Linked DNA regions of Homo sapiens: regions 1 and 3 are each linked to region 2. A link is a loop called in an ENCODE intact Hi-C map of the cell type or tissue named here. Cell type or tissue: HepG2. All regions are shown on one strand. Each heading gives the region's core, and the rest is flanking DNA. Links, peaks and the distances in the headings are about the cores only. Region 1 overlaps LINC00673 (long intergenic non-protein coding RNA 673). Region 2 holds the start of LOC107985005 (a long non-coding RNA gene). Region 3 overlaps SLC39A11 (solute carrier family 39 member 11).

The links. A loop is a pair of places that touch in the nucleus more often than their neighbours do. Peaks named below come from ENCODE experiments on the same cell type or tissue, not always from the same donor. Only the 100,000 strongest peaks of a DNase experiment are listed, where the experiment ranks them.
Region 1: it touches region 2 in a loop (2.2-fold over the local background); 7 of 110 quality-filtered maps call a loop at or near these places.
Region 3: a loop joins it to region 2, with 8 times the contacts of the local background. A loop is called at or near these places in 3 of 110 quality-filtered maps.

Annotation. Positions count from the first base shown.
Region 1 is chr17:72,569,153-72,579,531 of GRCh38, reverse strand. The region is part of intron 1 of LINC00673 (long intergenic non-protein coding RNA 673); the gene reads left to right. Among named protein-coding and RNA genes, the nearest start is that of LINC00673, 18 kb to the left of the region's middle. RefSeq lists a silencer at 7,288-7,582. In HepG2, for the core only: a CTCF peak has its summit at 4,691; DNase peaks (open chromatin) are centred at 3,101, 3,791, 7,391 and 9,094.
Region 2 is chr17:72,626,477-72,636,855 of GRCh38, reverse strand. The region is part of intron 2 of LINC00511 (long intergenic non-protein coding RNA 511); the gene reads left to right. It overlaps LOC107985005 (a long non-coding RNA gene), which reads right to left and starts at 7,224. Exons shown (of 3, transcript XR_001752991.2): 1 at 6,875-7,224; 2 at 2,153-2,294; 3 at 1,176-1,645. It also overlaps the pseudogene RPL32P33. In HepG2, for the core only: a CTCF peak has its summit at 4,879; DNase peaks (open chromatin) are centred at 3,485, 4,395 and 5,125; H3K4me3 peaks cover 1,606 bases.
Region 3 is chr17:72,679,171-72,689,549 of GRCh38, reverse strand. The region is part of intron 7 of SLC39A11 (solute carrier family 39 member 11); the gene reads left to right. Among named protein-coding and RNA genes, the nearest start is that of LINC00511, 44 kb to the right of the region's middle. RefSeq lists an enhancer at 2,592-3,092. In HepG2, for the core only: no CTCF peak of the experiment used is centred there; DNase peaks (open chromatin) are centred at 4,799, 5,469, 6,769 and 8,245; H3K4me3 peaks cover 1,127 bases.

The DNA.
Region 1 (10,379 bases), core at 1,385-9,384, 58 kb after region 2:
CCAAAGCATGCGTCAGCATCACGGATTCCCCTATTGTTGAAATCCCATGAAGGATGCTGAAGTCAGGGCACGCTTAGTTGAAATTCTATCACATTTTCCACCTGTGATCGTTGGTGTTTAGAGGGATGATTCTGAGGGGCAGGGGGAAGGGGTGTCCCAGCATCCTTGATGAAGAAGGTGTGTGAGGTTGGCTGCACAGTGGGACAACGGAACAGCAGACGGATCCATTATCAGGGCATTCACTGGAAGTGTTGAGTTCAAGGGCTGTAACTTTCAGTTGACCAGGACATTGCTGTGCATACCTTATTCCTTGAGCTCAAAGTTGAGTTTTCAGAGCAGACCTATTGGTAGGCTCACTCTTCGGATGTTATGCTTGGAAAGCGGGAGTGCTGCCCCGGGCTGTACCTACATCACCTTCCAATGGGGTAGGGGGCCTTGTGAGAAAGCCTTGCCCCATCTGAGCTGCACGCGCATCAGCTGCCATGCACTCTGTCCTTTGCACAAAGAACCTCTTAATTGACATGATTGGGAGGGTAGAGAATGGAGCCTCTGTGTGGCCTTGAGGTTGGGGGGATGGGAGGATGGGAGCTGTATGTCTCATTCACTGGACTAGGTACACTGAATCTTTCATTCCTCCTTCCACATATTTCCCTCCCTTCTTGGCTTAAATCTTATGTCCATCTTAAAGAAATGGACTGGCTCCTTGGTTATATCTGTGTGGGCTGTGGTTGCATCTCTGCTTTGATGTTGCTGGATTTAATTATGGAAGATCCAATTCCCTTTTAACTTTTTTTCTCAGAAGTATAGAACTTGGGCTATGGTTTCCATTGGCTTAACTGAGATGACTTATGTGAAAGCTGTCGTATACTCTACTGTGCAATGCAAATCTAATGAATAACCAGCCCAGGAATCTCTGTTAGCTTGAGTGGACAGACAGGAGTGGAGTGGGGGCAGAGCAGAGGAGAGGAGTGGCAGCAAGGAGGTGCTTCCTCAGCGCTTCCTCCTTGGGGTCCAGAATGGGCTCTGGTCTCAACTGGTTTTTCCCTGTGACCTGCTGGGTGCTCCACTCCTTCTGGGCTGTGTCCTCCTCTTCTTCCTTCCTTATTCTCCCAATGCATGGTTAGGGATACCTGACTTGCAGCTGACATAGAATCCAGTATTCGTGTCCACTCTTAGCCCAAGTTATGCCTGAATAAACTCATCAGTGGGTTGAGTGCTAAGTCTGTTTTTGCAAACTTTTGTTTTTCATCCAATTTTTCTTTTCTTTAAACTTCCATAATACTGACAGCTATAATATCATATACTGCCATGATGGTTCCACATACATGGATCTTTTTTCTTCCGTATAGTCATAGGTGTGCACTCTGATTTCATAGCACCTGGCCTCATGCTGACTCTAGTAAAGACTTAATACAGCGGACCCTTGAACATTGCAAGGGTTAGGGATGCTGGTCCTCCGTGCAGCTGAAAATCCACATGTAACTTTGGACTTCCCTAAAACTTAACTGCTAATAGCCTCCCGTTGACTAGTAGTCTTACCAATAACATAGTCGATTAACACATATTTGGTAAGTTATATGTATTATATATTGATACAGTAGATATGTATTATATACTATCCTCTTACAATAAAGTGAGCTAGAGAAAACAATATTAAGAAAATCATAAAGAAGAGGAAATAGATTTACTATTCATTAAGTGGAAGGGGATCATCACAAAGGTCTTCCCCATCGTCATCTTCACAGTGAGTAGGCTTGGAGGGAGGAAGAGGAGGGGTTGGTCTTGCCGTCTCATGGGTGGCAGAGGCAGAAGAAAAACCACGTATCGGTAGATCCACACAGTTCAAACCTTGTTCAAGGCTCAACTGTATATACACGGCGACTCGGTGGGTTGAAGGCCCACACTGGTCTGCCATTTGATGTGGCTGTGGTGACAGTGGTGTCTGGTCAATGGGTTCTGGCTTAGTAGCCTAACCATATGGCATTGCAGAAGCAGCTTTCAGAAGATGGTATTGGTCTTTCCTTGGAGTGGTCCTGAGAATTGCAGACTTCTATCCCCTGTGGGTGGTTTTCTGTCCCCAGGAGTCCTGGTTTTTACCTAGTCTTGGCCTCCTAATTTGCCTCATGGCTTTGGGCTCATTACACCGCGTATTGGGGCCTCAGTTTCCTCTCTGTGTATCTCAGAACTACATGATTTCTTGATTACTTGGAGCAGGGAGGGTGTCTTTTTGTTTTGTTTGCCGTTTTCCACAGGTGACCTTGAGCAAGGTAGGTAAGGAGAGATGCCAGGTTGTTCTCAGTGGACACACGGCTTCCAGTTCTTTCTGCAATACAACTCGACTTCTTGGAGAAGAACTCAATTCAACATAAATGAAATCAAAATAGAAAACAGTCTTGCTGAGCAATCTTTAGAGAACATCATTTGTGATAGCTATAGCTGGGAATGTCTATTTTGTTGTGACCTTGTACCCAAATAAATTAGAGGAGTAATTGACCCTTTTTCTCCCTGAGGTTTGAGATAATTTTATTTATTTAAGGGCTTTAGGGCAGTCTGCTTGCCCCTTTCCAGAGGGGGACAGCTGGACTCAAAATGCCTTCAAAGGATCCATCTTTTAGGGCGCCGTGGCAGAGGCCCTTCACTTAGGTAAAAGTGAGATTCTTTCCTGCATGCTGGTGGGCTCCCATCCTGGATTTGGGAGCTGCAAAGCACACGTTGGTGGGAGATCCGGCTGGGAGGAGAATTCCGCTCTGCGGGGCTGCTGACCCACTTGTCACTCACTTGCTGTTAAGGCATAGAGACGCCTTGTTGTAACTGGAATTGTTCTGGGGAATGAGGAGTCCTCGCCACTCCCCCTTCTCCTTCCCGCCCTAACCTCCCTCCCCTCCCCTTAGGGGAAAAAAAAATTCCTTCCCCCTTTTCAGCATCTGTGTCTTTAAGAATTCCCTCCACTGTAGCCTCAGGACAGAGACCCTTCTGTGAGAGTGTGCTGGAGGCCTGTCCTTGGTGACACCCCGCCCCCCATATTAAAAGACCATTGGAACAAGCTCCCCATTCTCCTCTGGAGAGGGTCCCTCTGTCCCAGGCCAAGCGACTCTTAAGGGAGCGTTTATCCTGGGACACTCAGTTTACAAAGACTGCTGCAGTGTCAGATAAACTCACTCAGCCCTTCGAGGGGGGAGGGGGAGGAGAAGAACAAAACCCCCTTTATTTTCACCCCTGCAGGGAGACCAATAAAGACTTTGTGCTGGAGAGCGGGGGTCTGAGCAAACAGAAGAGGGGGGTCTGTGTGGTACTGATTTGGGGAGAGCATTATGAGTTATTATCTTATCATTTTATTTTTAGGGGAAATCTTAGCATGGGGCAGTGACTCTCGCATGAGTAAATGGTCCCAAATGACCTCCTCTCTCCTCTGCTGGCCACTGAGATGCTCTATGGCAAGTTTGTCTTGGTTTGCCAGAGAGAAGTCAGTCCCTGGTATTTTTTTCTGCCACCTATTTGGACAGGGAAATACTCACCCACTCCGCGGACTGGGCTCCAACAGTGTGTGTGTGTGTTAGACGATTTTTAGTCTAAGGGACTTTGGGTGGCTCTGCCTCATGGGATGCATTTGGTCATCTGTGTGTGTGCCCCTTTGGAGGGGGGTGTGCGGGGACCCTCCTGCCTCTGCAAGTGAGTGTCATCATCACTATCTGGAGTGGCCTTTACTGTGAATGGCCTCGAGTTGCCGTAGGTCATGTAAACCAGAGATGCCCTGTGGTTGGCCACTGGTGGGAGGAGGGATGGGATGAATGTTTGCCACTCAGTGCAGTGAGGTGTGTCAACATCTCACTTAATCCTATGAGGTCTTTGAGGAGGTAAATGGTCTCATCTTACCTGGAATGCAAGGCTCAGAGAGGGAAAGTGACTTACCTAATGTCTCCCAGAGGTGGGATGCTTGAAGTTCCAGCCCTGGGGTGTCTGATTCTAAAGGTCCTGCCTGCCGCAAAGCTGGAGGCCAGGTCGGGGGGCCCAGGGTGGCTAAAGGGGGTGGGCTGGGCTGAGGGTGGAGGTCACAGCAAGACGAAGGGCATTGCCAGGCCCTTGCCTTCCAGCAGCTGGTTAGGGTTTTGTCCTCATACCCCTGCCTTTCCCCCGGGCGCTGCTGGGGCTCTGGCACTCAGGCTCCGGTGAGGGATGGTGTGTGCTCCCGCTGGCCTGTGTCCCTTCTGGTTGTGTGTCTTTGGAGGGCTCAGTGCTCACCTCCAGGGAGGAGATGGCAGAGAAAGGCCAGAGTTTGTATAGCCCTTCACTCTGGGCTGGAAGGGAGGTGCCTGGCTGCTTCGGCAAACAAGCAAGATTTAGAAACCTGGCTGGAGCTGTGGTCAAGGGGGACCCTTCCCTGCTGGTGCCCTGGGGAGAGGAACCCTGATGCGGCTCCCAGCTGCCAATTCCTGACCCTTCTCCCATTTTCTTTCTCCCTGGAGGAGTGTTGGGCCATGGGGATTGATCTGTGTGTGTGCTGGGGGAGGAGATTGGAGAGGGACTGGCCCCCTGGGTCCCACCTCTGTGCAGCCCAGCTCTGCCTACTTCAGTTCCAAGTGTAAGGGGCCTGGAGAAGGGAGGGTGGGAGTCTGTGCTGTGGCAGGCGAGAAGGGCCTTCCCAGGCCAGCTTTACGGCTGAGTTCAGAGTTCTTGTTCACAGAGCACAGCTGCGGGGGCTGTCAGGGGCATGGACTCCCTCTATGGGCAGGAGGATATGGGCCTTTCCCCAGTCTGGCTGAGCCCACCTTATCCCATTGGAGGACTTGAGGTCCTTCCAATAAGGCCCTGCCTATAGAGTGTGAACCGGGACCATCCGAGGGGGTGATGAGATTCATCCTAAAACAATATAGAGTGGTGGAGGAGAGATGTTGGTGAAACTTGACCTCTTGCAGAAAGGGGAAGATTCTGGGCTCTGTACATGGACAACCTGCAGGAGGAAGGGGGACCCAGTCTCTGAAGCACAGTGCACTACCGAGAAAAGATGCTTCCCTGTCCGTGCAGGCACCTGGGTGCAGCAGAACAGGTACGAGGAAGAGTGGTTTGGGGAATTCAGGATGTAGCTTAAAGGGGGCTGAGTGGGAAACAAGGCATGTTCCATTCCAGTTACGTGCAGCCACAGGCACCAGTGACATGGCACAAAGGAGGGTTAAGCTGGAAGGTTTTGGGGGACAGGGAAGAGCAAATGAGAGAAGCCAGAGGTCTCGATGCCTTGGTGTGGTGGAGGCAGCAGAGGGCAATGGGGATGGGAGCGTGAGATGGGTGGTGGTGACACTAGACTTATTGGAGAAACAGCAGCAGCCCCATCTCCGATAGTTAGAGGGTGGGCTCCTGGACTGGACCAAGAGAAGGATTGACTGACTCTGTCGAGGTCCCTGCCAAGCATGGGATCCAGAATAATCCCCATGGACACTTAGAGCAGACGATGTCCACCCAATGGGGCCGACAGCAGATGGGATGGATGGGGAGGGTTCTCACTGCCAGTTCTCCCCACAATCCCTCCAATCCCAGCCACTCCTGGCAGGTGGCTGCCTCTACAGGTGTGTGCTGGCCATTTCCTTACCTTTCCATTCTGAGAACCCTCATTTCCTACAGGTGAGTGTTCAGGACCCACTTATGGCATTCTATAGAGGTTCAGTCCCGTCAGCAATAGATTGGTGATCTACAGGAGGAGGATGAGAGGGCACTGGATCCAGGGTCAGAGAATTTGAGTCTCAGTCATAGCCTCTTATTTCTCAGATCAATGATTACTTACTTATTTAATAAGAATTAATTTATTTTAGAGACAGGGTCTCACTCTGTTGCCCAGGCTGGAGTGCAGTGGTACGATCTCCACTCACTGCAGCCTCGACCTTCTGGGCTCAAGTGATCCTCCCACGTCAGCCTCCCGAGTAGCTGGGACCACAGGCATGCACCACCATGCCTGACTAATTTTTAATTTTTTTGTAGAGATGGGATCTCTCTCTGTTGCCCAGGCTGGCCTCAAACTTGTGGGCTCAAGTGATCCTCCCACCTCGGCCTCTTGGGATTATAGGCATGAGCCACTGCACCTGACTGATGATGTTGAGCAAGTTTCTCTATTTCTCTGTGCCTTTGTTTATGTCATAGGCAAAATACCAGGGATGAGTATTCTGAGGTGCTCTCCGGCTCTGTAAATAAACAACCACATGCTGTAGGCTGTACATGCCTGTGTCCTTATGAGGGTTTGGGGAGGCACGTGGACTTGTCTCCTGGTTCTTCATTTGCACCTCCCTGTGGCTCAGCTCAATACCCCCCTGGTTATAAGTCATTCTGACTCTTTGCCCTTGCCTGGAGGAGGATGGGACTCTTGCAGTGGTGGCAGTGAAAACTTGGAGAGTGTGTTGCCCCTTACAACCTCATCGAGGGCAGCAGGGGACAGGCAGAGTCAGGTTGGGTTCAGAAGTCATGAGGCCCAGAGGTGACTGCTTCCCCCCAACATCAGCCCCAAGGGGTGGCTCATGAGCAGCAGTGCTGAAGGCGAGGTCTGGGCTTGGATCAGTTGGTCGGTGCAGAGGTTGGCGGCTGCTGTCTCTTTCTGGTTTATTTCACCCCCGACAAAAGCTAGAGGCTCTGGGGAAATTGGTTTGCAGATTCATGAGCTCTGCAAGGTCAGAGCAATCCACCAGTCCCCGTCTGGACAGGATGACACACGTTTCTTGTTGCTCCTGCACACGGGTGCATCTGCATCCCACATCCAAATACTTTGGCAGAGCAAGCCCTTCTTATGAGTGATCAGCCTTCCTCGTGCGCCAGCAATCCCCTCCCAGAGCACATCTGAAGAACCTCATCAACTTGACCAGTGGGAAAAATTCAGTCTTTCCTGGCTTAACCCATTTATGCCTGAGGCTGCCATTTTTTTGAATTTCAAAAATCAGGCCTTGGTGATGACCTTGAGCAGTAGGATATAAATAACACCTACATGCTTAGCGTTCCAATAATGGAACCCTAGGCATAAATGGCTACCCCCTTTTCTATCCCTTTCATCGTTGACTTTTTCAAGGGGTGAGGAGAAACCTTCTTGATGAAAGATGTGTTTTGAAAAACTTACTGAACATCCTTCTGTTTTATCATCAGCACTGTTAATCGCCACCTTAGTATGTTCCCTTCAATTCTAGACCTGAGCCAGAGGAAGAGGCTGGGACTGTTTAAATTGGCCACCTATGATGCTGCCTCTCTCCGGGTGGAATCTTCACCTGATAACATGTGGAGGGGGGAGGCCCCTTCAGACAGACAGGTTTCTCTCTCGCCTGTTCTTTCATAGCAGAGGGAGCCGCTTAGCACAAGGGACACTTTAGATGATCCTAGGGGGATGGGAGGGCTAGTGAGTTAGTGGCAGGAGGTGGGGAGCGATGTCATTTATTAGGTCTATGAAAACAATACAGGGTTTGTCTCCTGGGTGCAGTGGTGCCCGGGGGGGCAAAGCCAAGATGGGGCTGAGTAGAAAGAAAACAAGCACAGGTCTGACGAAAATGTGGTGACCCCGAGGAGCTGGGGAAAAAAGCACCTTTGTTTAGGGAGGTCAGGGCAATGGGAGGCATTTGAGGAGGACTCTGGGAGATTTGCTGCCTCTATTCTGGGAACCTGGGCCCCGAAAAGAGGCTTGAGAAGACCAAGGAACCGAGGCTGATGGAAGTTTCCAGGGTGGCTGATCCAGCTGCTGTGCATTTCTGGGGCAGGTTTAAGGTTTAGAGGAGCCACTTCCTTATCAGCCCTGTTCCTTGAGGGTGGCCCGAGAGAGGATCACACTGGAGTGTCCAGGGGGTGGGGAGGGAGGATGATGGAGGGGACTGTTCTGATGTGGGGGCTCCTGATGGGCTATGGTTTTGCTTCCTGCTAAGGCTGCCTGGATGATCTGGCCCTGGGGCAGGGAAGCCCCAAGAGCCTTGAGTCAGGCCCCATGAAATGTGGGGTGAAGGCACTCACGGGGTATGGTGCCCAGGACCCCCTCCCCTGGTCACACTGTATCCATGGGCGAAGGCATTCACAGGTGCAGTGCCCAGGAGCCCTTCCCCTGGTCACCATGGACCCTGCAAGTGAGTGGAGGCTGCATGAGGAGGCAGACACCTTCCTGCTGGAGTGCTTCCTTCCTGAGACCCTCAGAGACCACCTTCTGAAAACACCCCACATTTTCACTTGGCCCCTGCTGTCCCCTGTGGATGTGTGTCCCCAAACCCAGGGACTCACTTTTACTTCTTTTTTATCAGAAGGGCTTATAGGTGTGTGTGTGTATGTGTGCTGTGTGTGCTGGGATGGTCTTGGAACGCGGAGTGTGCCCATCGGTGCCTGCCACTTGTCTCTCTCTCTCTTTTTTTTTTTTTGAGACGGAGTTTTGCTCTTGTCACCCAGGCTGGAGTGCAATGGCACAACCTCCGCTCACTGCAACCCCCACCTCCCAGGTTCAAGTGATTCTCCTGCCTCAGCCTCCCGAGTAGCTGGGATTACAGGTGCCCGCCACCATGCCCGGCTGATTTTTTTGTATTTTTAGTAGAGACGGGGTTTCACCATGTTGGCCAGGCTGGTCTTGAACTCCTGACCTCAGGTGATCCACCTGCCTCAGCCTCCCAAAGTGCTGGGATTACAGGTGTGAGCCACTGTGCCCGGTCCACTTGTCTCTTTTTGGCAGAAACGCTGCCCTCATTGGCCGAAGCCTGGAGTCCTTGGTGAATTTTTCCTTGGTCACATGATATACACTGATAAGGACTGCGCCAGGCATGGCACCCGAGGGAAGAGTGGCACCCCCACCTTTGGTGAGGTTCTCCATGCAGGACGGTGCCCTGAGTGGTGTAGGAGGCCCTGTGCCGGGTGAGCCTGCCAGCAGGAGTCATCGGACAATGTGGTTGCCAGGTGTGGCCGCTCAGCTCCGACCAACTCCGAACCTGTGTGGTCAGAATCACACAGGACAAACCAGGGGCCTGTTTAGCCCCTTCAGGCTGCCTCTGATGGGAGAGAGGCTGGATGCATATTCTGAGAAAGTGGTTCTGTGTTATTGAGGTTGTTATGACCTAGGCTACAGTTGAAAGTCATCTCTAAGCACTTATAGTAGTATTTGCTAATCACAGTATTGCTAACACAATAGCCCATTCTGTGTTCCAAGCACTATCCCACCAACACACGGCTCACGTACAGACACACACGCACACATACGACACTCATTTTTTTTTTTTTTTTGAGATTGAGTCTCACTCTGTCACTCTGTCACCCAGGCTGGAGTGCAGTGGCGCAATCTGGGCTCACTACAACCTCCGCCTCCTGGGTTCAAGTGATTCTCATGCCTCAGCCTCCCGAATAGCTGGGATTACAGGCGCCCGCCACCACGCCCAGCTAGTTTTTGTGTTTTTAGTAGAGACGATGTTTTACCGTGTTGGCCAGGCTGGTCTTGAACTCCTGATCTCAAGTGATCAGCCCGCCTCGGCCTCCCAAAGTGCTGGGATTATAGGTGTGAACCACGGTGCCCGGCCCTACAACACTCATTTATTCCTCGCAAGGACCCTAAGAGGTAGGCATTATTATTATCTCTAATTTACAGATGAGGAAACTGAGAGAGGGCAAATGACCTGTCACAGAGCACACAGCTATTAAATGGGCCACTCAGCCCCAAACCCAAGCCCTTGGCTCCAGGCTGTGCTCTCACACAAGGCAATGTTGCCTGTGACCATGCAGGGCTGCTCTGGGCCCCACGTTCCGTGGTCTCGCAGGTGTTCTGTACCTGCCAGGGTTCGCTGTTGGGATCCTGTTTCACAGTGGCAGAGGGGAGGCCTACAGAGTCAAATGACTTGGCTCAAGGTCACCCTCTGCCTGGCTTGGCTGCATCAGCTCTGCAGCCGGGGACTCCCTTCCACAGCCTAGTGGTGTGGTCCCTGCTACCTGTAAGTGTGCCATCTTGCCAGTTTCTAGACCATCCAAGTTGCATTTTGTTGCATTTGCAGGAGAGCCTGGAGAAGTCAGCAGATCCATCCTCATTTCCCAGCCCAGAGGGTGGTGGTCTAAGGGGGCTGTTCTTCCCGGTCTGGGGAGGGGGCTCTGTGCGCTGCTGCTTCTCCCCTCTCCCGGGCGGCTCAGGCCCCACGGCCTCCCTCCCCAGCTGGCCGTATTGACTCTGGCCGCCCGCCAGCCCCTCCTCCTGGGCATTGTACCACCGGCTGATGCGATTTTCCTTTTCCTTTTTTCCCCACCTCATTTTTCATGTATGATGACCCTGGAGGTTTGTTTTCAACATCAGGCTCACGAAGACAGCCCACTTAGGCTAAGACAGATGCCAGTGGGACCTTTTTCTTCCCTGAAGGAAACGGCCCTTATCTTCCCTATTAACTGTTCGGGGTCTGAGCCCCTTAGCTGGGGCC
Region 2 (10,379 bases), core at 860-8,859:
AGCTCCTAGGGACATGGGTTTTTCCCAGCATGGCTGCTTACTGATCAAACCAGCAAGGAGAGCCCCTCGACTGAGTCAGCTAGTAAGTGAGGGTCTTATGTAATATAGCATAAGCATGGCCATGACATCCCATCACCTCTGCCATGGTCTATTGGCTCATAAACCCAGGTGGCAAGAATGGCTTCCATAGGTTCGTGGGCCTCTTTTTCATCCACCAGGATAAGCATGACACAGCAAACTACATGTGGCGATGATATGATTTTATTCTCTCTTTTGCATATTCTACACTTCAGAGTGGTACAATGAATGGATGAAAGAGATGTGTGAGCAGGGAAGGTACTGGAATCAAGGATACCCATCTGGACGGATGGGCTGTTCTGGATGAGCCCTGGGAATCCTGGCCTTCTTGCCCTCTTCTCCCTTGCGGGGTTACCACGGACCCATCTCCCAGAACTCTGGGTCAGGGCTGCGGCCAACTCTTGGTTTCTTCAAGGGCTTGAGGAACGGCATCCACATGTCCACTCTGTGTGCCCCTTTCTCTCCCACCCTGTCTGCTCTCATCAGCACAGTGGGGCTGGGCACAAAGAAGCTTCAGATTCAAGTTACCGTTTCCACATCGATACCCACTGGGAGGTGGCAGAGATGACTTCATTTTGGTCACCACCTTTATTTTGGTCCAGGAACTTTTTACAAATCAACTCCCCACAGGACCTATTCTGTGACAATGGCTATGAAAGCCTCAGTCATTGCTTGTTCTTTGCAAGAAAAAAATGGGACGGAAAGGGAATAGGAGACTTGGGGGAGACGATAACCAAAAGCCAGGATCCCACTACGATATCTACAAGAGGATATGGACCTACATGTCCCCCAAGGCTTTCAAATCTAAATATATACATAAATATTGATATACACATTTGAATATACATGTGTATAATTTATATATACATTAAAATATACTTTATGTATTAAAATATATGTATAATTATATATTTTAATATATAATTACATATTATATAATATATAATATGTATTATATGTTATATTAAAATATAAAATATATTAAAAATACATAAATATGTATGTAGTGAATAACATATATACACACACATACTACATAATCAAAACTTATAATAAAACAACAACAACAATCTTCTAAGTCAAAATTAAGCCTTAGTTTTCTTGCTTTGGGACCCAAACTTTACTAATAAGGGAGATATTGACAGAATAGATTTTTAAGTCCTCTGGCGGAGATTAAAATGGATCGTGCCCTGGAAACTAGCAAGGTTCACGAACCCCTGCCATCCGCCTTCCTGAGCTGTTTCCTTCCCCAGTGGGTTATGCCTGCTTGGGAGGAGGGGTGATGTAGGCGTGTGTGTTTGTTTAGTGTAGAATTCTTGGCAAACCTATCATGCTGGCAGGTGCTGAAAAGTAAAATCCTCTTTTTCCAATCCAGAAAAACTCCGATGCCAGCATGCCCGTTTCCCATCATCTTCCTCACAGCTCCACCAGGCAAAGAGCCATCTCTCTTAGTCCTCGGGAAACAGTGGTGGTATCTGGCTGAGTGATAGCGCTCGCAAGGTTAAAGGGAGGGTCAGGTTTGGGTGTTTTCCTCTGTGGGCTCTGTCACTGAAGATTCATTTCCCAACTGCAAAAGACAAGAATGAAAACGGGCAGATGGTTCGGCCTCCTTCTGAGGCTCAGGGTTGGGGTAGAAGAGGTGGGCTGAGGAAGCAGGAGGGAGGGGAGGTAGCGGGCATGCAGCTTGGCATCCTGGGCATCCCTATGGTGGTGTTGCTGCCACGTGCCTGGATGGACAAGCAGCATGGCGCTGGGAAAAGGCAAGATTCCTCAGGGGATCATCCTCAGAATTAGAGGCACTCAATGTGCATCTGTATAAGAGATGACAATGCCGATAGCATGGCAGATTATGATCAGCCTTGGCAGGGAGCTGCAGGCAGGGCTTTGTGGTTTGGAAAGCTGCAGCAAACAGGTAGGGCACAAGGCGCCCTCAGAAACACACCCTTCTCTTCCCAGGGCTGCCACCACCACCCACACCCAGCTTCCTCCCACCGTGAGCTCAGCTTCCATTTCCTGCCTCCTTTGACTGGTCAGGGAGGCTGGTGCCACCCATTTTGGGCCCTGAGAATATTACCCGTAACACGTGGTGCCCAGCTTTTTGCGGGCCCACTGATTTCCTGTGTTGCCCACGGCCCATTGATTGGTCAGCATCATTATCCACTTAGATTTTCTTGGCAGGTGTAGAAAGGAATTGAGCCAGCCCCGGGTGTTCGATGCTGAAATCAATTGAGAAGTAGGTTACAATCTTGCCAATCAGAAGGAAAGAGCATCTCTGCAGATGGATGTGTCTGTTACAATTCAGGTTCTGAACTGGTGGTTTTGATATTACATCTCTAATCTTAATCTCAACCAACACAACCTGCTAAGAACCAAACTAGCCAGAGGAAAAGATTAAGTAGATAACATTAGCTTGAACAATGCACCAGCTAAAAATGGAATTACGGCTCTCTCAAATAACATACAAAAGTAATAAAAATATCCTTGAGGTTTTTGGGGATGCTTTACCTTAGGGTACCAGGTGATTAAAAGAGATTGTTGCCAGCCATTATACCTGACCAGTTTGTCCTTTTATTTCTATTTTTTATTTTTTTGAGGCAGAGTCTTGCTTTGTCACCCAGGCTGGAGTGCAATGGTGTGATTTTTGGCTCATCACAACCTCAGCCTCCTGGGTTCAAGCGATTCTCCTGCCTCAGCCTCCCAAGTAGGTGAGACTACAGGTGTGCACCACCACACCTGGCTAATTTTTGTGTTTTTAGTAGAGACAGGGTTTTGCCGTGTTGGCCAGGCTGGTCTCAAACTCCTGACCTCAGGTAATACACCCACCTCAGCCCCCCAAAGTGCTGGGATTACAGGCAAGAGACACCACGGCCGCCAGGCCCAGTCTGTCCTTTTAAAACATACCTACTGCCCTGATCAAACTGTATCCCGTTTCAGGATAGTCAGCCTCCCATCTGATCACTAATTTTGTTAGACATAAGTCTGATACTACAGCAGATATATTTTGAGAGTAAATGTCACTAGGTTTTGCTCTGGAATCCTACCAAAAACGGTGAGTGCCAGCCTGGGCAACAGAGTGAGACCCCATCTCAAAAACAAGAACCAAAAACCAGTGAATGGTTTATTGTCTGACACCCACAGGAGCTCCCTCACCTTCTTACTGTCTGGTTACAAAAAGCAAAACCAAATCTGTTTTAGCCACTACAATTTCAAAGCAAGGCCAGATCTGATCATTTGCATGCATAAGTTTGTACACTCACTGATTTATTCTTTATGCTGTCTTGATCTTTAAACTGTGTTTTTGTTCAACCTTATATTATGGAGAATTTCAAACCTATGCTCAAACAAACAGAATGGTGTCATGAACCCTCATGTCCCCATCACACAGTCCAACAACCATCAACCCTTGGCCAGTCCTGCCCTATTCACTTCCCTCCTCCTCCTTGTTATTAAAAACAAACAGGCTGGATGCGGTGGCTCACAGCTGTAATCTCAGCACTTTGGGAGGCCGAGGTGGGCAGATCAGTTGATGTCAGGAGCTCGAAACCAGCCTGGCCAACATGGCGAAACCCCATCTCTACTAAAAATACAAAAATTAGCCGGGCGTGGTGGCACAGGCCTGTAATCCCAGCTACTCAGGAGGCTGAGGTAGGAGAATCGCTTGAACCTGGGAGGCAGAGGTTACAGTGAGTCAAGATCGTGCCACTGTACTCCAGCCTGGGTGACAGACTGAGACTCCGTCCCCCAAAAAATTAAAAAAAATATATAAAAAAACAAACAGACATCTTGTCATTTTATTCATAAACAGGTCAGTATGTATCTTGAGAAGGAATGGCATTCTTTTTTACATGACTCCAATACCATTATCACACCAAAAGAAGTGATACTATATAATTTACTATATAACTATAATTTACTGTATAAATTTACTATAATTTACTCTATAACTATAATTTATAGAATTTATATATTGCATATATTTTATTGCTTTCCTTTAAGTTAAACAGTGACCTTTGCCCAAAAACAACAAAATCTTACTTGATATTATTTGGCTCAAATATTTTGTATTTCTAAGGGAACGTTTGCTTTTCTGAAAACTCATTCACTAGCTCATTTCATGCCCATAATTAGGCTTGTAGGGAAGCCTAGGGAATGAGACCGAGGGACCATGGCTGAATCAGCACTAATTGTAGCTCTGAACTTGCCTTGCCCCGGTAGCGAAGGCAGATGGTGCCAGTGACCCCTCCCCAGGGGACTGCAGACTTTGAACACACACTCGTCTTCTGTCCCCTCCCTCTGTGTCGAGTGCCAAGGTCAGTCTAGGTGTCTGCAGAGGAACGGTTGTTTGCCCAAGGAAGACGCTTGTGATATTCCTGGCCTGGTGACTGGCAGTCACGTGGTGGGAGGGTGGAGGCAGGGAGGAGGTGACCGAACAGAATAGGACAGCCCAGAGTGGTTTGCAGGATGCATCAAGAAGTGCACACAATAACCTTGGCAGCATCCATGGAGGCCGCTTCCAGGTTCTTTTTGGTCACAAAATCCCCTTGCTTCTGTAAAGCCTGCCACCTTGCTGGCTACGAAGGAGGGGCGACCCTTTGCAGGCGGTGTTGCATTTGTAGGGAGTCTGATTTGGGAATTCATACTTCCAGTCTCCCTCATCCCTGGTCTGTCCCGTATGCGGTCGGGCACATGAGCCAAGGGCGCGCACTGCACTGCTTCGGTGTGTATGGTATTTGCTAAAGCCATCAGAAGAGCCCGCTGCCAATACGGGAAATGATTTTTCCTAATGCAATGCTCTCCTTGGGCTGTTTTTATGAAAATGATGTGTCGGAGTCTCTGCGGCCCCTTCACTGGCTCTGGTTGGCTTCTGGGAATGAGAGCTCAGTGGCCCCCTGGCACGGATCCCCACCCCTGGCTTTTAGAAGGCTGACTGACACATTGCGTGTCAGTTAATGCTGCCTGCTGGAAGCCTGGGGCTTTGCCGGGGACTGTGGATCATAACTTGCATTGTGTGCATCAAGGGCCCTGACAAGTGCTGATGGATTTGGCTTCCTTGCGGCTCCTGAGCCCTGGGCGGGGACAAAGGGGAGCATTGTTTGGCAGGGCAGGCCTCTGCCTGTGAACCCACTCGTTTGCCTGACGGTAGAGACAGGTGTATCACACGCTCAGCATGCCAGAGCTATGCTGGATGATCAAGATCTAAGTTTTGTTCCCCAGGGCCAGGCTTAGAGAAGCAGACATGGCCCAAGGAATGGCCCGTGGTCACTCTTCTCCCTGAAACCAGCCCCTGACTTTTCTTTTCTCTGTTTGCTCTTCTGAGCTCTGCTCCTAAAATAAGATCTTGTTAGGGAAAGAAAACAAATCTGCCCCAACTTCCTGTCCTTTGTAGCTCAGGAGGGCTAGCAGGATGCTGAGGACCCTCGCTGGGGAAGGTAAATGTGGACCACTGTTGTGCCAAGGCTGTGTCTCACCTCCTGGTTGTGCTCCACGGTGGCCCCTGTGGGAACCATTTCATGACCCTTCCAGCCTGATGCAGCCCGGTTGGGGGAATTGCATGGGTAGATCATTTTCTTGCACGTCCTAGTTTATTGCTATAGGTGCTCCAAACTATTATCATCACTTTTAAATTAAAAATTGATTTTCATTAGGCATAATAACAGATAAATGAAGTTTAGTAAGTCAAATGGCATGAAAACCATTTTTGAAGGAAGTCAGCCATGCTCTGCCCTCTACTTCCCCAACTCTGAATCTGCTCCCTGGGGGCACCTCTTTAAATTCTGACTTAGATGTTTCTTTTGATATTTACCTCCTACTTCCCAATACCATGCTCATCCTGGCATTTCTCCTTGTTTTGGTTTTAAACATTATCTATTGAATTCTTACCTGAAAACGTGAAAGTTTCCTTGGGCTTACACTGGGCTTCATGGAACTCTAGCCTTGCTAAAGCAGCTTAACCACATAAGGGTAGATGTCTCTCGTGTAACTTGAAGTACAGCAGAGGTTCAGTCTGGGTTTGGAGAAGTGACTCTGTGGTACCACTGGGGACCCCTGCCTCCTCCCATCTTTCCACTCCATAATCCTTAGCATGTGTGCCTGCCTAAATTCACACTTCCCTTCATACTAAATAAAATGACCCGGGTCAGGGACTGTGGCTCATGCCTGTAATCCCAGTATTTTGGAAGGCTAAGACAGGTGAATCACTTGAGCTCACAAGTTCAAGACTAGCCTGGGCAACATGGTGAACCCCCATCTCTACAAAAAATACAAAAATTAGCTGGGCCTGGTGGTGTGTGCCTGTAGTCCCAGCTACCTGGGAGACTGAGGTGGAAGGATGTCTCAAGCCCAGAAGGCAGAGATTGCAGTGAGTCAAGATGGCACCACTGCACTCCAGCCTGGTCGATAGAGCCAGACTTCGTCTCAAACAAAAAAAGTAAAATGACCCAGATTTTATACCAAGCTGCAACTATATCTACTATGCCCAGTATAGTAGATAGTAGGCAGAATAAGGGTCTCCTAAAAATGTCTATGTCCTGGCCGGATGTAGTGGCTCATCCCTGTAATCCCAGCACTTCAGGAGGCCAAAGTGGGAGGATTGCTTGAGACTGGGAGTTTAAGGCTGCAGTGAGCTACAGTTGCGTTACTGTGCTCCAGCCTGGATGACAAAGCGAGACCCCATCTCTATTAAAAATAAAAATAAAAACAAAAAAGATGTCTGTGTTCTAATCCCCAAAAGCTGTGATTGTCTTATGTTACATGGCAAAGGGGATTCAAGGTTGCAAATGGAATTAAGGTTGCTTACCAGCTGACCTTGAGATGGGGAAGTGACCCTGGATTTTCCCAATAGACAGATGTAATCACAAGTGTCCTTGTAAATGGAAAAAGATGGCAGAAGAATGTGAGTCAGAGTCGTACGAGGTGTGAAAGACTCAACTGGCCATTGCAAGCTTTGAAGACAGAGGAAGGAGCCATGAGTCAAGGAAAATAGGTGGCCTCTAGAAGCTGGAAGAGATAAAAAAACAAATTCTCCCCTGGAGCCTCCAGAAAAGCACTTGGCCCTGCCAAGGACACCTTGATTTTAGCCCAGTGAGACCCACTTCAGACTTCTGACCTCTAGAACTGTAAGATAATACATTTGCTTTGTTTTAAACCACTCTTCATGGTTATTTATTACAACAGCAATAGGAAACTAATATACCAACCTAAAAACTGTATTTCCCAGCCCATTGTAGCTACAGGGCGACACAATTCTGGCCAAGGAGACAAAAGCAGTAGCCTGCTGATAATTTTTCTAAGAAAGTTTTGTTTTTCTGAGGTAGAGGCTGTTCTTTTCTCATTTGCTGCATTCTTCTTCCTGCCTGGAATACAGATGAAAAGCTAGAGATGGGACAGCCACCATAGCACCATGAGGCAAGCATGAGGATGGAGTCTGTACACCAGCTTTGGTAATACAAGACAGACAGTCAGCACTGGGCACATTGGGATATCACGAAACTGTTGCGTTGTGACTGCTCCCACCGGACTTTTGTATTTGAGCACAATAAATGTCTCTTTGCTCATGGATCTGTTTTATGCCACCCTAGGCAATCCCTGAATGAAATACTCTGCTGCCAGGCTCTCCCAAATCTTCCTTTTTCTTGATTTACTCCCTCATTCTGATGGAGCATATCCTTCCATAGTTTTCTGTGGAGGAAAATTTTTTGAGAACTTGCATATTCTAAAATGTTTTTGTCACACTTGATTGATAGTTTGTTTGCTACAGACGTTTAGGTGGAAAATCAGTTTATCTTAGAAATCTGATATTATTGCTCCATTACCTTCTCATCTTGTGTGTTGCTATTGAGTTGTTCCATACTCTTCAGATTCCTTCTCTTTTGTATATGAAATTTCTCTCTCTCTCTCTCTTTCCCTGTCTCTCCTTTCCTCACCTCCTACTTCCCTCCTTTGAAGGTTATTTTATGTCTAATGAGCTGAAGTTTCATGACACAGGGTCTTGGTATGGGTCTCTTTTCAGTCATTGAACTGGGCCCCTGATCATCTATTTCAATATGGAAACTCATGTTCACTTTCTTATTTATTTCACAATTTCCTTTCCTCAATTTTTTTCTGTTCTTCTTTTGGAATTCTTATTTGTTGGATCTTGGAACCCCTGGTTTGATCTTCTTTTTCATCATTCTGTCTTACTGTTTCTCTTAAGGAATAAGAGAAACTTAGTAATTTTTAAAAGCTCTAGTTGCCATAAAATTCCTTCTTGTGGCCTTCTGTTCTTCTTTCCTGAAGGCAATTCTTTCTTCTGTCTATCCAGGGATAATAATGAAAGGAGGTCACCGTTTTTCTTTTTTTTTCTCTTTTGCTCCCTATTTTCTCCAGGTTTCTTTCTCCTTCCCTGCTCCCACCACCCCCACTGCCCCACACTATTTTCTTATTTTAGTCTCTGTCTTTCCTACTGGGAATTTTCTCCGACTGCCTGATGATGCTTGCCTCATTGAATGCTCTGGATGTAGGGGTGGAGGTGGATGGGACCAGAGAGCTGGTAAATCTCGCTGTAGGGCACTTAGAGAGAGACTCCACTTTTCACTGGAGACTCTTAAATATCACTATGTTTAGGGTTTTCTCTTGGGATGATCTATCTTACCACAGAGAAATCCAGACCGTTCTCATGGGTGGATTGTAAGTTGGTCTCTAACATTTGAAGAGCAAACTAGGTGAAGGGGCATGTAGACATTTCTTTTTTACCCCTGTCTTCTGGTCCTTGTGCTGCCCCTGCCCTATGCAGTCTCCACATCTGGACTCTCCCTGGTTCAGTTTTGTCTCCTGTTGTGGCGGATGAGGAGTTGCTTGGTGCACAGGGCAGGGATGTGCTGGGGATCCGGGAGCTCCGGTAGCTTGGTACAGATTCTCAAGGAAGCCTGCTGTTCCCTGCCCCATTGCACACACTGCTTTGGGAGACAATAGGTGACTCCATCCAATTCCTTGCATCCTGGTGTGTCAAGGTGTGGGTCGGCTACCTTGCATGGCCTCTTCCTCTGTAGTCAGTTGTGCTTCACCTTTTTTTAATCAGCTAAATCAGTTGCTGACACTTTTTTTTTCTTCTTTTTTTTTCAGGCAGTTTTTATGGTTTTGTTTAAACACAAATAAGACATGCACGTGAGCTGTGTATTCCTGTTCTTCGCTGTGCAGCCTGGCCTTGGGGTTGGTGGCTCTGAGAGCAGCTGGGCTACTCTTTCCATGATGGCTTTGCCATTTTTGGAGGAAACATTGTGAGCCATCTCAGCACAGTAAGATTTGTTGCACATCGGCAGCACTTCTAACCCCCTGACATTGTGGACCAGGAACTTCCGGAAGCCACTGGGCGGCATGTGCTTTGTTTTTTTGTTACTCCTATAACTAATGTTGAGCAGCCCTTGAACTTTCTATGAACCCTGTTGTCAGTACCTCTGGGTTTCTGCCATTTACACTTAATTTTGACATATGGATCTGACTGGTGCCAGATGAACTTCTTGGTTCTGTTTTTCACAATCCTGGGCTTCACGAGGGGTCTGAGGGTAGCCACGACGCTGAGTAGGAGATGGCTGCCACCTCCGTAGGCAGCGCCAAGGAAGAGAGAAGAGAGAGCTGCTGACTTTCAAAACCCTCTCATGTCCTCTCATCTCTCATTCTCCTTGTATTTCTGACTTTTTTTTATCTTTTAATTTTGTTTACTATCATTTCAGGGGCTTAGGGAAGGAGTGGAAAGGATCATGTTGTATTAAGCCATTCAAGCGTTGCTATAAAGAAATATCTGAGACTGTAATTTATAAAGAAAAGAGGTTTAATGGGCTCATGGTTCTGCAGGCTATACAGGAAGCGTGGTGCTGGCATTTACTCAGCTTCTGGGGAGGCCTCAGGAAGCTTACAATCATGGCAGAAGGTGAAGGGAAGCAGTCACGTCACATGGCCAGAGCAGAAGCAAGAGAGCACGGGTGGGGGGATGCTGCACACACTTAAACGACCAGAACTCATAAGACCTCACTCACTATCATGAGGACAGTACCAAGGGGGACAGTGCTAGACCATTCATGAGAAACCCACCCCCATGATCCAATCACCTCCCACCAGGCCCCACCCCTGACACTGGGGAATTACAATTTAATGTGAGATTGGAGTGGGGGCACACATGCATACTTCGTCTACCACGTTGAACTGGAAGCCTTCCTGATCTTTAATGGCCTATTATTCCAGTAACACTCCAGTAGCCCAGGCCCAACAAATCCCTGTATTTCACTGGTAGAAACTGAAGCTTTGTAATATTTAAAGTAGCTACTGAC
Region 3 (10,379 bases), core at 801-8,800, 53 kb before region 2:
GACAATTGGGTTGTTTCTACCTTTTGGCGATTGTGAATAATGCTGACATGAACAGGTGTGTGCAAGTGTGTATTTAAGTCTCTGTTTCCATTTCTGTATGGTGTATACCCAGGAGTGGAATTGCTGACTTATATGGTAATTCTGTGTCTCTTCTCCCCACTTTTCAAAACTGCCCCATCGGGCCTTCCATGACCTCTATAGCTGCACATAGACCCAGCTGAACGCTTTCAAACAATTACTTTCAAGGGGCTGGTTAATTTCTTAGAAAAGGCAAATCCTCCTCCCTATCTTGGGAGAGTGAGCGGAGGTGAGATTTTATCTTCTCGACTGCATTTAGAACCACTTATTAACGCTCTAGCATGAAACTGAGTACAGTCGAGCATCGGGCCAGCCACCTACAAGGCTGTCACTGTGCAGAGGACACCAAATATTTACCGGATTTTTGATTGGCAAGGGGCTCGGGAGGGGTCCATGGCACAGGAGACAGGACAGGGATGACTGGCTGGCCCACCTCAGGTACCTGCTCCAAGAGGGGCCCTGGGCAGTGTGGGGGGAAACAGAACACCAGTTGTCTTGGGGAGTAGAGGTACCCAGAGCCTGCGGGGTGTGAATAGACAGATGTCACAAATCACCTTGGTATTTGCACCTGTTGAACAAAGTCAGAGCTAGAGTAGCTGCAGCCATATTTCTGGAGTCCCCAGAGTCTACCCACCAGGGGGAACCTGACCTTTCTCACCTCTTCTTGGACCCCTCTACATCAGAGACAGCAATTTGGTTCCAGGGATTTGCACAGACCAGTTGATGCCCACTGAAGCGAACCCTTTCCCCTGAGGTCCTGCTGCTACATTAAGTTTGCCTGGAACTATCCCTTACCCTATGTGAAGTAATTTGACGACTGGAAACTACTGTGAAAAGTATATGTGAACTGCTCATGCCCTAAGGATCTCCCATTGCCACCTGAAGTCCTGTTAAACTTGGGGAGCCATGGGGGACACATGGGGAGCAGCCACTGCATCCTCCACTTCCTGAAGAGGATCGCTCAGAGGAGGCATTTGTCCCCAGTGGAGGGCAGCTGAAGGCACACATGGTATGGCCTGGCAGTCGCCAGTTGGCCTCGCCTGGACTGAGGGGGTTGTCCAGCATGACACGGCTGCAGGGTTTCCAGGTAGAGAAGCTGCATTATTTGCCTGGAAAATATTCACATCTCTCTCCTGCCATAATGCTTGGCCACTGGGCCCCCTCGTAGCCTGGCACCAGCTTCTAGCTCCAACAATGACTGTATTTTGTACTTCCTCTGTGCCCTTCATTCAGGTATCTTAGGCCCTATTCTTGTTCTGCCGGGTGCCTGCAAAGTACAGCTTCCTCATTCAGAGCAGAAACGGGCCTGTACAGGCCCAGGATAGCTCTGTGGCATCAAAGCACACTTGTCTTCCCTGAAGTTCGTAGTCGTTAATCAGCCCAGAGCATTTGACAGTCAGCTCAAGTGGCCTCCAGAGCTGCTGGGTTCTTTCCTGTTTGTCCCCGGCTTGGGTCATTCAACTGGAGTCATGCAATCCTTACATACAAAGGGACCCTCTGGTGTCGTTGGCTGTCAGTGGGGCACTCCGAGGTTCAAATTATGGCTCTCCAGGAGGTGTGTGGCCTTGGAGATGTCACTGTATGCCACAGAGCCTCAGTTTCTGCATGTGAAAAATTGGAATAATTATGCCTACTTGGCAAAGATTTTGCAGGTTCAACAATAGAACCTATAGAGCATCCAGCCGGGTCTTGGCATATGCTTGTTGGTCAAAGGCGGCTGCTGCCAGGATTTTGTCAGCTTCAACACTATTAGCATGATGGACCTTCCCTACTCCATGCCTCCTCCTCACAGGAGTCTATTTGCCCCACATCTTAGGATCTCTGTATTTTCAGCAATGGTTTTCAAACAGCCTCCCACAGAGTTCTACAGTTTATGGTGGGTGTGAGGAGCAAAGCTTTGCTCTCATCTGTTTTCAATATTATGCTCCTGGCCAGGCGCGGTGGCTCACGCCTGTAATCCCAGCACTTTGGGATGTCGAGGCAGGTGGATCAAGAGGTCAGGAGATCGAGACCATCCTGGCTAACATGGTGAAACCCCATCTCTACTAAAAATACAAAAAATTAGCTGGGCGTGTTGGCACGCGCCTGTAGTCCCAGCTACTCGTGAGGCTGAGGCAGGAGCCGGAAGGCGGAGGTTGCAGTGAGCCGAGATCGCACCATCGCACTCCAGCCTGGGCAACAGAGCGAGACTGTCTAAAAAAAAAATGCTCCTACCCAAGAGTTTGCCAGCCTGGGCAACGTAGTGAGACCCTGTGTCTACAAAAATTTTTTAAAAAAACTAACCAGGCATGATGGCATACGCCTGTAGTCCCAGCTACTTGGGAGACTGAAGTGGGAAGATGGCTTGAGCCTAGGAGTTTGAGGTTATAGTAGCTGTGATTGTGCCACCAAACTCCAGCCTGGGTGACAGAGCATGACCCTGTCTCAACAACAGCAACAAAATTAAAACACTTAAAAAAAAGGACTTTATTTGAAGAAAAGAATTCCCCTCCTGATTAATTTGGAAAATAGCTATTCGGAAGCCTCTTGGGAGTCTGTATATTTCTTTAGCATGTCTAGGTGATGACTAGCAGGTGACACAAGCATGCTCTTCCTTTAATGGCAAGTGGCAGAGGGATGGATTAAATGACCTGTGGTGGTCCCATTACGCCCCTGTTTAGAAGATACTCTAATTTAAATCTTTTACTGCAAGGGAAGCCCATTTAATAGGGAATCTGCTGGCAGTCTCTTTTTTCATAGGCCCCTTATAAACTTGAACATATGCCCTGATTCCTGCCTGTGGAGCACACGCTGAGGCTAGCATGTCGTTGGGCCATAGCTGGGCATTCACAGCAGCAGGTTGGGGAAGAGACGGGCAGAGGCCTGGCCCTGAGACTCAGCCCCCTCACTGGACAGAAGAACAGTTTTAGATGTTGAGAGGGAGCTCCACCTGCCAAGCAGAGGGGGGTCTGGAGGGAAGGGCCCAGGCAGGGTGTGGTGCACCTGTCTTTACTATCACGAACGAGCCAAGAGCCATGCTGGGTAAGGAGACGGGTGGAGCGGGACAGCAGTGGGATCCCGAATCAGGCACTGTTTGAAAGTGCAGGCAGACCCCAGTCAGCTTCTGGAAGGTCTGTCGCCACATAGCAAGACTCCTGACACTGGACGATGGCTCAGAAGCAGGGATGAGGCTCCAATCCTAGGAAAGCACAGCATCTGGCTGGAAGCATGCCAGCAACAGACCTGGGGGACAGGGACTCGTCCAAGCCCAGGAAAAAGGCAGATAGAGATACTGTTTGCAGAACAACAAAGAACAGATGTTGAGTGTCACATTATGGGTTGAGGAAAACCCCTAAGTGTACCTTGTGATAAGTCCAGATTGGTCCTAGGGACAAGACCAAGCCTGCAGATGGAGGTCAAGGGTCAAGAGGTCCACCTGTCAATAGATTTTTTTTTTTTTTAAGACAGAGTCTCAGTCACCTAAGCTGGAGTGCAGTGGTGGGATCATAGCTCACTGCAATCTTCATCTCCTGGGTTCAAGCAATTCTCCTGCCTCAGCCTCCTGAGTAGCTGGGATTATAGGCGTATACCACCACGCCTGGCTAATTTTTGTATTTTTGGTAGAGACAGGGTTTCATGTTGCCCAGGCTGGTCTTGAACTCCTGACCTCAAGTGATCCTCCCACCTCGGCCTCCCAAAGTGCTGGGATTACAGGCATGAACCACCACGCACAGCCCACCTGTGGATAGATCTGATGCAGAGGTTGGAAATTGGGCTGTTTCAAAATCAGAAAATGTCCCTGTATTCCTAAATCATTCCCTAATCCTAGATGACCATGTTGCATCTGTGTGTTGCATGGAAAGCCAAAGAAAAAGTATGAGGGGGACCTGGTAAAAACCCAGGTCAGATGAAAACTGACCTTTGCCACGTTCCTGAGATGAATCCTTTTGGGGCTTATTGTGTTTGAAGTAAAATTCAAGTTCACTCTCCCCATCACTTACTAGACTCCAGATACACAGGACTTCAAGTTTCTTGAACACACAAAGATCCTGCCCATCGCTGGGCCTCGTTCTTGTTCTTTCCTCTGCACAGAAAGTTATTTTGCCCTCAACCGCCCCTCCCCCTTTAATTCTTCAGATCTCAATTTCAGTTGCAGTTGCACCTTTTCAAAGAGTCCGCCTCTAAACACCCTTCCTAAACGAGGTCCTCCCCTGAAATTCTCCATCAGCTCCCAAAGGTGGCCTCCTTCGTAGCATCGGAGCAGAGTGTCCAGCGTGGGGGTATCTGTTTGCATACCACCTGTCTGCTCCCAAACTTCCTAAGAGCCTGGCCCTGTCTCATTCACCCCTGTGTCCCCGGCACCCAATTTGGGCCTTGGCATGTAGGAATGCTTAATAAATTGTTACCAACTAAATGGACGAACATCTACTCAGTGGAGTTGAATCGATGATCATTTCCCTGCTCAGCACCATTTGTATCTTGTGTCTGGCCCATTCTGAATTGGTTCAGCTGGGATCAGACGGAACCAAAAGTTCTGCAGGATGATTGCCACATGGCCTATGAGCTTAACGTGTCATCAGAACCCCCGGGGGGCCTGAGACAAACTTGTGTGCCCAGATATGCTGACAACTTCAAGCCATTGGGCACCCACACAGAGCACCAACAAATGCAGAGCCAAATGCTTTCTCTTGTAGCTACACTCTGAGGAAGCTCACCCCTCCACTCCCCAGCTCTCTGATGACACCGTAGTCCCCTTCTGCAAACAGAGTGAGCCTCAGTCAGGGACCACATCTGTGATTTGAAGCAGGAGAGAGACTCACCAAAGTCATAATCATGGGGGTGGATGATAGTGGTGGCCGCGATAAACCAGCTGCCAAATAGAGTTTGGGGACAGTGTTAAGGTCCCTTGATCTGGGGAGTCTCTTGAAAGCCTCCCAAGGTTTACAGTTGCTTCTTGGGGTCTAGAGGAAAGCACGATGCGTTATCCTTGGTCACTGTGGTCGGTGCTAGCAGGGCACGCCTGCCCAAACCTGGGACAGTGGCTGTGTCAGTTTCCCTGGTCGGAGAGAAAGGTCCTCTGTCCTGGCTTGTAGGCTCATTAGTGTTTGCTGCTCAATTTTATGATGTGTTACTTACCTTGTAAATTGTCTGCCTGTCCCACGAGCCTGGGCAAAGCCTCCAGGCCACAAGCTGGACACTTGTACCATTGACTTTACTAGGCTATGGTGCTGTAAATGTGCTGCTGACCTCTGGTATGGTGAGCCCAGGTGCCTCCGGGCAAGGGAGTGGGTTACGGGAACCCAGTCTCTTGACTCATGAGCTGTCCAGGGAGCCTACGGATAATCATCGTAAACTGCTAACAGACCTGGGGAAAGAGCCCTGTGGCTCCCCAGGGGCCAGAAGGAGAGCAGAAAAACCTCTCTGGTGAGTCACTGCAAATATTTACCCTTGAAAGTTTGATTGCAAAATCTTCTAAGCACTTGAATAGCCCTTCCCCTGGGACTTAAAGAGCCCCTCCACTAGCAGGAGTCAGATGGGTAGTGTTGGAAAAGGGTCAGGCAGGGTGATTCCCCCCTTTCAAAAACAGCCTGGGAAGAGCCCCAAGCTGCCAGACTGCCAAAGGAACCCAGGGGCTTAGACTTCTCTAGGAAAATGTAAGTGATGGAGTCCCAGGATTCCCAGCTCTCTCGGGGGACCTGTCTAAGAGCACATCTGACTTTGAGCTGCACTTTGGTTTTTTGGCTCTGTCTTTAGCTAAAGAGTTTTCTACGAGATCAACCCTTTGACTCTTGGTTGGAGCTTTTATGGCACAAGTATTGGGTGTGTAATCCCCTGTTGACCTCACTACTGCCAGAATCAGCCTCAGGCCAGGCGCAGTGGCTCACACCAGCACTTTGGGAAGCAGAGGCGGGAGGATCACTTGAGCCTAGGAGTCCGAGACCAGCCTGGGCAATATAGTGAGACCCCTGGCTCTACAAAAAATTTAAAAATTAGCCAGGTGTGGTGGTGTGTGCATGTAGTCCCAGCTACCCTAGGGGCTGAGGTGGGAGGATCCCTTGAGCACGAGAGGTTGAGGCTGCAGTGAGCCGTGACTGTGCCACTGCACTCTAGCCTATAGGAGATGGCGAGACCGTGTATCCAAAAAAAAAAAAAAAAAAATTAGTCTCAAGGAAATGGGGCAGCAAAACCAATGCAAATCATGACATTGGATCTATTTCTTCCTTCTTCCATGGGGGTGTATACTTTATCCATTTTTCGGTTCATCCTTCCTTCTTTCCTTCCATAGAGGATCTATTGAGAACCAGCTACATGGGAAAGTCTGAGTGGGCCTTTTACCAACAGTTACCTGTAGTAAATTAGAATGTAGGGGGCACCCAAAACATTCTGCATGAAGCAGCACCTTCAGAAGCCACTGATACCTTGCCACATGACAGTAAAGGTGCTGTGAGTGACAGTTCCTCTTGTAGATGCCAGTTTGCAGGAGGACTCAAAAGAGGTGCAAGTGGACAGTTTCCATTTTTCTTTGGTTTGCTGGCATTTTTGTTTTTTGTTTGTTTGTTGACAAAATGGGTGCCTCAAGATAATGTTCTAGGTCTTAGATTATTCAGATGGGAGAAGATGTGAACTTTTATCCTGTCCTAAAGATTGACTCATAAGTCAGACAGTTATATAAATAAAGGACTGATAAGAAGATAGTAGAGTCTCCACGTGAATCAGCAGCTTCCTTTACAGTGGAAACCACTTCATGATTGGAGGTGAAGAGCTGATGGTTACAGGACAGCCTCCCACAGAAATCATGGAGGCTTGGAGCTAAAAGAGACCATGAAAAGTTTTTTTTGTGGGGGTCAGTGAGTTTCTCATAGTCCAGCTGGGAAGAAGTTCAAAACCACCTGTCTTGCCCACAATCAGCTGTGCTTACCAGCTCACTACATTGACCCTTGGATAATGTGGGGCTTGGGGGCACCGGCCCCCTCCCCACACAGTCAGTTCCATTTAGTCAATTACACGTATAACTTTGGACTCCCCAAAAAATTAACTGCTGATAGCCTACCGTTGACCAGAAGCCTTACCAATAGCATAAACAGTCGATCAACACATATTTTTTATATGTATTATATACCAGCAGTCTCCAACCTTTTTGGTACCAGGGACCGGTTTCATGGAAGACAATTTTTCCATGGACTGGGGTGGGGGGAGGGATGGTTTCGGGATGATTCAAGCACATGACATTTATTGTGCACTTTATTTTTATTACAATCACATTGTAATATGTAATGAAATAATTATACAATTCCCCATAATGTAGAGGAGCTTGTTTTCCTGCAACTAGACCGTCCCATCTAGGGGTGATGGGGGACAGTGACCGATCATCACAACGTAGGTCCCTTGCATGTGCGGTTCACGATAGGGTTCGTGCTCCTCTGAGAGTCTAATGCTGCCGCTGATCTGATGGGAGGCGGAGCTCAGGTGGTAATGTGAGTGATGGGGAGTGGCTGTCAATACAGATGAAGCTTCGTTCGCTTGCCTGCCGCCCATCTCCTGCTGTGCAGGCCCAGTTCCTAACAAACCATGGACCAGGTCAGGTCTGTGGCCGAGGGGCTGGGGACCCCTGTTATATACTGTATTCTTACAATAAAGTAAATGAGAAAAAAGAAAATATTATTAAGAAAATCCTAAGGAAGAGAAAATATATTTACTATTCATTAAGTGGAAGTGGATCATCTTCACACTGAGTTCGCTGTGGAGGAGGAGGAAGAGGAGGTATTGGTCTGGCTGTCTCTGGGGTGGCAGAGACAGAAGAAAATCCACATGTAAGTGGACCTGCACAGTTCAAACCTGTGTTGCTCAAGGGTTGTTGTTCAACCCCTCGTTGTTTCAGAATGTGAAAATGTCTGCAGGGAAAATGGTTATTTCTCGCTTGTGGCTAGATGTCTGCGGCTGTGATAGGGAGAAGAGCAGGAGCAAAAGAGATGAGGAGAATGCAATTCGTGACTTCTCTCCTTCCCCCTGCCACCAGCCTCCACTGGTCTCTCTCCTGGACTATTGTCACCTCTGGCCACTCCTGCTTCCCTCCAACTTTCCACCCACAGCAGCTATAGCCAATGCTTAGAAACACAGTTCTAATCATGCAGCTCCTCACTTACATGGCCTCTAGCTGCTCCTATGATGCTCCTAAGCATGAAATCCTTAGCCTGTGACTCAGCAATTCCACTCCTCAGAGTAGGCCCAACATCACTGAAAACAGGCATTCAAACAAAAACATGTAGACCGGGTGCTGTGGCTCACACCTGTAATCCCAGCACTTTGGGAGGCCGAGGTGGGCGGGTCACCTGAGGTCGGGAGTTCAAGACCAGCCTGGTCAACATGGTGAAACCCAAAAAAATTACCTGGGCATGGTGTTGTGTGCCTGTAATCCCAGCTACTCATGAGGCTGAGTCAGGAAAATCACTTGAACCCGGGAGATGAAGGTTAACAATGAGCCAAGATTGTGCTACTGCAATCCAGCCTGGGCAACAGAGTGGGACTCCATCTCAAAAAAACAAACAAAGAAACCGAAAACGTGTACACCACTGTTCACAGCAGCATTATTTACAATAGCCAGAAGGTAGAAACAACCCAAATGTCCATCAGTGGATGAATGGATAAGCAAAATGAGACATACCCATACAATGGAATATTGTTCAGCTGTAAAAGGAAAGAAGTACTGATACAAATACATGATTCAATATGGATGAACCTTGAAACATTTTGCTAAGTGGAAAAAGCCAACACAAAAGGCCACATGCGTGTAGTTTTATTTATTGTATTAGTCTATCCTCACACTACTAATACAGACATACCTGACATTGGGTAATTTATAGAAGAAAGAGGTTTAATGGACTCACAGTTCCACATGGCTGGGGAGGCCTCACAATCATGGCGGAAGGCAAATGAGGAGCAAAATCATGTCTTACATGGCAGCAGCAAGAGAGTGTGTGTGGGGAAACTGCCCTTTATAAAACCATCAGATCTCATGAGACTTATTCACTATCATGAGAACAGCATGGGAAAGACCTACCCCCATGATTCAATTACTTCCCACCAGGTCCCTTCCGTGACATATGGGAATTATGGGAGCTACAATTCAAGATGAGATTTGGGTGGAGACACAGCCAAACCGTATCATATTCATGTGCTGTCCTGAGTGGGCAGATCCATAGAGACAGAAGCAGAGTCATAGTTGCCAGGAGCTGAGGGCGGTAGGGGTGGGGAGTGACTGCTAATGGGTATAGCATTTGCTTTTGGGTGATAAAAATGTTCTGGAACTAGATTGTGGTGATGGTTGCACAACACTGTGAATATACACTAAATACCACTGAAATGTACACCTCATAAATGGTTAAAATGCTGAGTTCTATGTTATATTAATTTTACCACAATTCTTTTTTTTTTTTTTTTTTTTTTTTTTTTTGAGACAGAGTCTCACTCTGTCGCCCAGGCTGGAGTGCAGTAGCTCGATCTTGGCTCACTGCAACCTCTGCCTCCCAGGTTCATGTGATTTTCCTGCCTCAGCCTCCCAAGTAGCTGGGACTACAGGCATGCGCCACCACGCCCAGCTAATTTTTGTATTTTTGGTAGAGACAGGGTTTCACCATGTTGGCCAGGATGGTCTCGATCTCTTGGCCTCGTGATCCGCCCACCTTGGCCTCCCAAAGTGCTGGGATTACAGGCGTGAGCCACCGTGCCCAGCCAATTTTACCACAATTCTTTAACAAATCCTTAACGTGTCCTCTAAGCCCACCTCCCACCAGGCCATCCTCCACCTGCCACCCAGCCCAATCAAGATCAATACCTCCTGCAACATGTCTCTACACACGTTGGCCCCTTTGCCTCCAGTGGGTCTTCAACTCCTTACCTGGCCAGCTTCCTCCAGGAGCCCTTGAAGAAGCCCGAGGTGGGCGCGGCTGTCTCTATTCAAGTTCCAATAGCTGCTGCCTTCCTCCTGCAGAACAGGTTCCCTGGGGGGTTAGTGCCTTTCTCTGTGTCTGCGCATCTCAGACTCTGAGCAGCCAGAGGACAGGGATTCAAGCACTATTCTTTTATTTTATTTTTAATTGATAGGTAATTGTTGTCTATATTTTTAGCATACCTGTAGACACTGTGTAATGATCAAATCAGATTAACTGAGATACCCATCACAGCAAACGTTTATCTTTTCTTTGTACTGGGAACATTACAATTCTTCTCTTCTACCTATTTTGAAGCATACAATAAATTACTGTTAACTATAATTTCCCTACTATACTGTCAAATACTAGAATGTGATCCTTCCATCTTACTGT